Regions from separate parts of the Homo sapiens genome. Here all the other regions are linked to region 3. A link is a loop called in an ENCODE intact Hi-C map of the cell type or tissue named here. Cell type or tissue: PC-9. All regions are shown on one strand.

Region 1 (2,500 bases), 200 kb before region 3:
GCAACACAGCAAGACCCTATGTTTAAAAAAAATTGTGTACCTGGTTTAGAAAAAAAAGATAAAAGGATACAACTTAAAGTCAGTCATCTTCCTGCCTCTTCTCCAGCTATTTTCCCTCCTGACAGGCAAAGGCACTGATGCAAAAATCACTCAGGTCTCCTCCCTGTGACTTGGTGCACACCTGGGCATCACTGTCTTTTACACACTGATGTGTCCCTCGCTTTCTTTTTTAAAGGGAGGTCCGTAACCACCCACCTGCCTCCCTCTTGTCTTTATGGACTGCGTGATGTCCCACCATATGGATGCTCTCGGGCCTAGCGTTCCACCGTCTGCAGCTGGGGAACATTTTGTTTGCAGCTAATCATTGTCATGAATATCGTTTATGTGTGCCTTGCTGTGATGGTGTCTGTGGGATAAACTCTTAGAATTGGAATTGTTGGATTGAGAGGTATATGCCTTTTATTTAGATATAGATGAATTAAAAAAACCTCTTGAGCTCAATTTATACTCAATATACCGGGGTGCCTGTTTGCCATGTTTTCAGCAAAACTGTATTAAAATATGTTTTTTTAACCTGATAGACAAAAACTATATTTTGTTGATATAATATTTACATACTTATGGGGTACATGTATTTGCTACATGTGTAGACTGTGTAATGATCAAGTGAGGGTATTTAGGGGTGTCCGTCAACTTGAGTATCCTTTCCACATTCCAAGCATTGCAAGTCTTCCCTTATGTCTACTGTGAAATACACAGTGCATTGTTGCCGACTCTGGTCACCCAGTGCTGCTATAGAACATGAGAACTTATCTCTTCTAACTGTATGTTTGTACCCCCTTGTGGGGCACCCGGTTCTGTTGCTGTTTGGGGTGCAACTAAGTAATCCTCATGGACCTAGGGGGACCGAACAAAGGGGGCGAACATGGGAATAAAAGACAAGAGACAAAAGAGTATGTTTGGAAGAAGGGGTCAGGGGGCACCTTGCCTCTAGTGGACAAGGGCCCTGAACTTTACACAGCCCTCCGTATTTGTTATGCAAAAGACATAGTGAGAAGGGGGGTGGAAGAAGGGGTCAGCTGCTCAGTCCGGAGTAGGCTTGCAAGACTGCATTCCTCAAACAACAGGCTCTAGATGTCGCAGTAGATAACCTTGGTGACAGGGAGTGATGGCCTCCAGCAAACCTGTTGGCAGGAGCAGTCATGAGTTTGCCCACATCCTGCATTCATGATAAACAGTTTGCTGTTTGATCACACAGCCTCCAGTGGAATGCTGAGTTGGTCACGTCCCACGGGCCTTCGGCTCCCTGCACCCACTAGCCGACATCTCTTGCTCCCTCCCTCCCACTCATATATCCTTCCCATCCTCTAGTATCTATCGTTCTTTTCTCTACCTCCATGAGATCCACTTTTTTTTTTTTTTAGCTGACATACATCAGTGAGAACATGCAGAATTTGTCTTTCTGTGTCTGCCTTTTTCACTGAACATAATGACCTCCAGTACCATCCATGTTGTTGCAAATGACATGATTTCACTTTTTATGGCCAAATAATATTCCATCGTGTATATATACTCTTCCTTTTTTAAAAAATTAAGTTCCAGGGTACATGTGCAGGATGTGCAGATTTGTTACATAGGTAAATGTGTGCCATGGTGGTTTGCTGAACCTATCAACCCATCACCTACGTATTAAGCCCAGCATGCGTTAGCTATTTTTCCTAATCCTCTCCCTCCCGCAGCCCTACCACCAACAGGCCCCAGTCTGTGTTTTTCCCCTCCCTGCATCCATGTGTTCTTACTGTTCAGCTTCCACTTATAAGTGAGAACATGCAGTGTTTGGTTTTCTCTTCCTGTGCCAGTTTGCTGAGGGTAATGGCTCCCAGCTCCATCCATGTTCCTGCAAAGGACATGATCTCATTCTTTTTGATGGCTACTTAGTATTCCATGGTATATATGTGCCACATTTTTAAAATCCAGTCTATCACTAATGGGCATTTGGGTTGATACCATGTCTTTGTTATTGTGAATAGCGCTGCCGTGAACATATGTGTGCATGTATCTTTGTAACATATGATTTATATTCCTTTGGGTATGTACCTAGTAATGGGATTGCTGCGTCCAGTGGTATTTCTGATTCTAGATCTTTGAGGAATCGCCACACTGTCTTCCACAATGGTTGAACTAATTTACATTACCACCAACAGTGGAAGAGCGTTCCTGTTTTTTCTTTTTTTTTTTTTTTTTTCTTGAGACGGAGTCTCACTCTGTTGCCCAGGCTGGAGTGCAGTGGCGTGACCTCCGCTCACTGCAAGCTCCACCTCCCCGGTTCACGCCATTCTCCTGCCTCAGCCTCCCGAGTAGCTGGGACTACAGGCGCCCGCCACCACGCCCGGCTAATTTTTTTGTATTTTTAGTAGGGACAGAGTTTCACCGTGTTAGCCAGGATGGTCTCGATCTCCTGACCTTGTGATCCGTCCACCTCAGCCTCCCAAAATGCTGG
Region 2 (2,500 bases), 350 kb before region 3:
TTTTAAACTTTGGGATGCTGGGGAAAGCCCCTCTGAGGGAGGGGGTAACATTTGAGGTCAGAATGAGAAGTTAGCCATTCAGATTTTGGGATGGGGTGTGCCAAGCAGAGGGGTAGAATTTGCTTGAAGATGAAACTGATACACAAAGGAGGGCAAAGTAGAGACATGCAGAGCTACAGAGCCAGGAGTAAACCATGCCTGAATTCCACCTTCATCTGGACTCTTGTCAGCAGGTCTTTACTTTTTTTTTTTCCATTGTTCAAGCCCATTTGAATTGAGTTTTCTGTTGCTGACAACCAACAGTGTCCACAGTGAAGTAAATGCTTGTCACCCATAATAGACTTTAAGCCCTGAGAGGACTGGGAGATATTAGTCTAGTTCACATTTGCACACAAATAGCTCTTGTGTGCATTTTTATCACCAAAATGTAGGAATAAGAGATTTCTCAGAGACATCCAGATTTTTTGCTTTGCTGAAACAACCAGAAGCTTGGCATTGTGCATAGCAACTATGGCAGAGCTGAGAACCAGTGACTCTCTTTGGATGAGGAAGCTGCTCTGAGCATGAAACTTTCACCTGGAGGAAGACAGAACAGAGAGGATCACCTTTTCCAGAACAAATTTTCTTACATGGTCTGTGCTTGGTTCATTTACATTCCATGCCTGCCCCCTACAGGCAAGTAAGTTTGTGACCCCGCCTTGGACACGAAATAGGCTCAGTGCCAGGAAAGAATGAATGAATGGATGGATTAATTTATAGCAATTCCCAATTCCTTTTTTTTTTTTTTTTTGAGACAGAGTCTTGCTCTGTCGCCCAGGCTGGAGTGCAGTGGCCTGATCATAGCTCACTGAAGCCTTGATCTTTTTTGGTTCAAGCAATTTTCCCACCTCAGCCTCTCGCGAGTTGGGATTACAGGCACCTGCCACCATTCCTGACTAGCTTTTATTTTTATTTTTATTTAGAGACAGGGCTTTGCCATGTTGACCAGCCTGGTCTCCAAATTTTCGGCTGAAGCAACCCTTCTGCTTCGGCCTTCCCAATTGTTGGGATTACTGCGCCTGGCCTACTTCCCCAGTTCTTAACACAGTGCATAGCACATAGTTAAGTGTCAAATACTTTGATTTCTCTTAAAGAAACATGAATTGAATTAGATTGTTTTATATCACATGGATTGCAATTTAAACAAATATTTACACAGAATATTTATTTCTGATATGAGGTTTATTTTTCTCCTTTAGCTGGGCAAATGGACAGCAAGGTGCTCAAAATCAGGGTTCTCTTTCAAACCAATCCCTTACACTTTCGGTCCAGTAGAGGGCGATCGCAACAATGACTAGAAAGAGAACAGCAATGAAAGGAGGACTGAAGTGGGGCTTCCCAGTTCCCTACACATTCATAGGATTCCTCCAGGAACGCTGAACCATGGAGACTGAGGATTGAATTCAGTATGGCAGCCACGTTTCTGGGTGGTAGTTTAGCATTCTGAACAGATAATACATTCACGTGGTCGAGAACTAAACTAAAACAAGAAGGTATGTAGTAACACCCACCACCCTCCTACCCCAATCCCTAACCCTTTTTGCCTGACTTTCTGCTTCACCTCCACCACAGGTACTGTTAGTTTTCTCTTGTGTTCTCTACCAGAAGTTTCAATGCCAATGCCAATATAAACAAATGCAGGCTGGGCGTGGTGGCTCACGCCTGTAATCCCAGCACTTTGAGAGGCCAAGGCGGGCGGATCACCTGAGATGAGGAGTTCGACACCAGCCTGACCAACGTGGTGAAACCCTGTCTCTATTAAAAATACAAAAATTAGCCGGGCGTGGTGACGTGCACTGTAGTCCCAGTTACTCAGGAGGCTGAAGCAGGAGAATCACTTGAACCCGCGAGGCAGAGATTGCAGTGAGCCGAGATCGCGCCACTGCACTCCAGCCTGAGTGACAGAGCGAGACTCCCTCTGAAAAAAACAAAACAAATACAATATTAACACCCACCCCATTTTACCCAAAAGGTAGTGTTGTTCTGAACACACTATTCAGTAGCTAGCTTTGCGTATTCATGATCTATCTTGTAGAATGTTCCATACCAGCATCTAGAGAGGGTCCTCATCCTTTCTTTCTTTTACAGCTTCATAGTCGTGCATGGTTCACCAGCGTTATTACCTATTCATCTAGCCCCTCACTGATGGGGACTCAGGTTAGCCCTCACCTTCTGCCTTAAAAGTAAAGCTCAATGAATAACCCTGGATATATTTTGCACACATACAAGTGTATCTATTATCTATAGCAGTGACTTTCAGCCCCAGTCGAACGTAAGCATCACTCAGGGGGCTTTACAAAAATCCCCATACGGGTGGCACACAACTCTAATCCCAGCACTTTGGAAGGCCAAGGCGGGCAGATCACTTGAGCTCAGGAGTTCCAGACCAGCCTGGGCAACATGGCAAAAACCTGTCTCTACAAAAAAATACAAAAATTAGCCAGGCGTGGTGGCACGTGCC
Region 3 (2,500 bases):
TTCTCTTGCAGAGAGAAGTAAAGGCATATCCAGGCAGGGGGCATGGCAGGTGCAAAGACCCTGAGGTGCACGGCCCTGTGTTCAAGCCACAGCCCTGCTGCTTCCCAGAAATGAACCTTGAGGCAAGTGTGTGAGTTCTCGGAGCCTCAGTTCCCTCCCCATCAAATGGGATAATAACCACGCCTGCCGCACAGGAGCGCTGCGCAAATCAAAAATGACTACCCGTGAAAAGAAAAACAGCCCAGTGAAAACTAGGAAATTCATCACTATCATCTCCATCCACAAATCACATCAGTCCTTCCCACAAGGCAAGCTCCTATCGACTCTGATGTTTGTTACCTGCATTTTAAGCAAATCATGTCTCTAAGTCAGGGGAGCAGAAAAGAATTAAGATCTATAAAATTAACAGAGCCCAATACTAAGAGGCATTACCAGAACCAACATCTTTCCCGAACAGTGGACATGTTTCTGTTTGGTATATCCACACCTCTCATGGCCACAGGACAGCCACCTGTATATCATTAGTTTGGCTAACACTGTACTCCCTAAATGAAAGGAGGTTTCAAAGGAAAATCTTAAATGCTAAAAACTTTAAAATGGTGAAACTTTTAAAAGGTATTAGGATAATTGCCACAATAGTACTCTAGCTTTTGCTACCTTGATAAGTGTATTTAGCAGAATCTGAGAGAACTGGTCCAGGGTAGATGTAAGTGAGCATAATTGAATTAATAGAAAGAAAAAGAGAAGAGAGAGAGAGAAAGCGAAAAGAAAGAAAGAAGCCAGGCGCGGTGGTTCATGCCTATAATCCCAGCACTTTGGGAGGCCAAGGCAGGCAGATCGCTTGAGCCCAGGAGTTCAAGACCAGCCTGGCAACATAGGGAAACCCCATCTCTACTGTAAATTTAAAAAATTAGCGGGGCATGGTGGCACATGCCTGTAATTGCGGCTACTCAGGAGGCTGAGGTGGGAGGATTGCTTGAGCCCAGGAGGTTGAGGCTGCAGTGAGGTGAGATTACACCATGGCACTTTAGCCTGGGCGACAGAGCCAGACTCTGTCTCAAAAATAATAATAATAAGGAAATAAAGAAAGAACTGGAGTTGCCAACAGACAGTGAGACAGCTAGGGCCCCAGGTAGGGGACTGCAACCCACCACGGAATTAGGCATCTGAGAGCGTCCGCGCCTGACGAGGCTCTGGCTCACAGCGCCCCCTGCTGGAAGCATCCAGATGCTACTAAGGGAAGAAGTGAGTTATTTAAACTACAGAGTATATAACATTGCCTAGTTCCAAGCTAACTGGCCTGGTTAATCTCCTCCCTTTATAAAATGAAATTTGTCATGATTTGAACAGAGCTGGTTTGAGTTTAATCTGTCATCTCCACCTAACTGGCTAAGCGAAATAACAATAAAGACAACTACAGAAGAAGATGACATTCACAGATGCCCATCGGGGATGTAGCTTATGATCATAAAACATGGGGGTGGGGGTGGGGGGGGGCAAATGTTCAATCTTAAGGAATTGGTTATGGAATTATATAGATTTAGGCAATGGAATTCTATGCCCCTATTGAAATGGTACATAATTATTGACTTGGAAAAATGCTCGTAATGTATTGCTAAGTGATAAAAATGAATTATACAACATAATGTATTATATATTTCAGTTTTTGCAAAAAACATGTTTTTGTTTGTTTGTTTGTTTTGTTTTGGGGGGGATGGAGTTTCGCTCTTGTTGCCCAAGCTGGAGTGCAATGGCGCAATCTCGGCTCACAGCAACCTCCGCCTCCCGGGTTCAAGGGATTCTCCTGCCTCAGCCTCCCGAGTAGCTGGGATTACAGGCGCACACCACCACGCCCGGCTAATTTTTTGTATTTTTAGCAGAGACGGGGTTTCACCATGTTAGCCAGGCTGGTCTCTAACTTCTGACCTCAGGTGATCCCCCCGCCTCAGCCTCCCAAAGTGTTGGGATTACAGGCATGAGCCACCAGCAAAAAACACATATTTTAATGTATATACGTCCATTGGAAAATGTGAAGAAATACACATTAATACATTAGCATTTGGTTATTTCTAGGGGGTGACATCAGGAATCCTCCCTTTTTTACTTGCGTCTGCTCTCCCATTTTTCTATAAATGACAGCTCACATATATAACATGATAAAGTAACTCTCTAGCATTGAAATGGGATTACAGGAGAAGTATTTGACCTACCAAAAGGAATGGAACTGTTTTCCAAGATTTTGCAAAACCATTTGTTTTGAGTCAGTTCAATTAATCACATTTATTTAGCTTCAGAGAGGCCAAGGACTAGAATCTGACCCCTGTGGGTACTAGGTATCTTGACCTAGGTTCATACCCAAGTTGCGGCCTCAGCAACACACAGCTTTCCCTAAAGCAGAAGAAACCAAGAAACAGTGAGCATGGGCCTGCACAGCCCCTCCCTGTCCTGGGAAAGCAACATGCATGTGCCCAACACACCCATGCACACACACACACATACA

The links. Hi-C counts contacts between places; a loop is a spot of excess contacts. Peaks named below come from ENCODE experiments on the same cell type or tissue, not always from the same donor. Only the 100,000 strongest peaks of a DNase experiment are listed, where the experiment ranks them.
Region 1: it touches region 3 in a loop (4-fold over the local background); 96 of 110 quality-filtered maps call a loop at or near these places.
Region 2: it touches region 3 in a loop (9-fold over the local background); 16 of 110 quality-filtered maps call a loop at or near these places.

Annotation. Positions count from the first base shown.
Region 1 is chr16:84,474,433-84,476,932 of GRCh38, reverse strand. It overlaps MEAK7 (MTOR associated protein MEAK7), which reads left to right. Exons shown (of 8, transcript NM_020947.4): 8 at 1-578. Among named protein-coding and RNA genes, the nearest start is that of ATP2C2-AS1, 8.3 kb to the right of the region's middle. In PC-9, no CTCF peak of the experiment used is centred here; a DNase peak (open chromatin) is centred at 1,152; H3K27ac peaks cover 1,350 bases.
Region 2 is chr16:84,621,135-84,623,634 of GRCh38, reverse strand. No RefSeq gene overlaps it. Among named protein-coding and RNA genes, the nearest start is that of COTL1, 4.3 kb to the right of the region's middle. In PC-9, CTCF peaks have their summits at 636 (motif pointing left), 1,124 and 1,326 (motif pointing right); DNase peaks (open chromatin) are centred at 654 and 1,314; H3K27ac peaks cover 368 bases.
Region 3 is chr16:84,276,133-84,278,632 of GRCh38, reverse strand. No RefSeq gene overlaps it. Among named protein-coding and RNA genes, the nearest start is that of WFDC1, 17 kb to the left of the region's middle. In PC-9, CTCF peaks have their summits at 1,008 and 1,208 (motif pointing left); no DNase peak of the experiment used is centred here.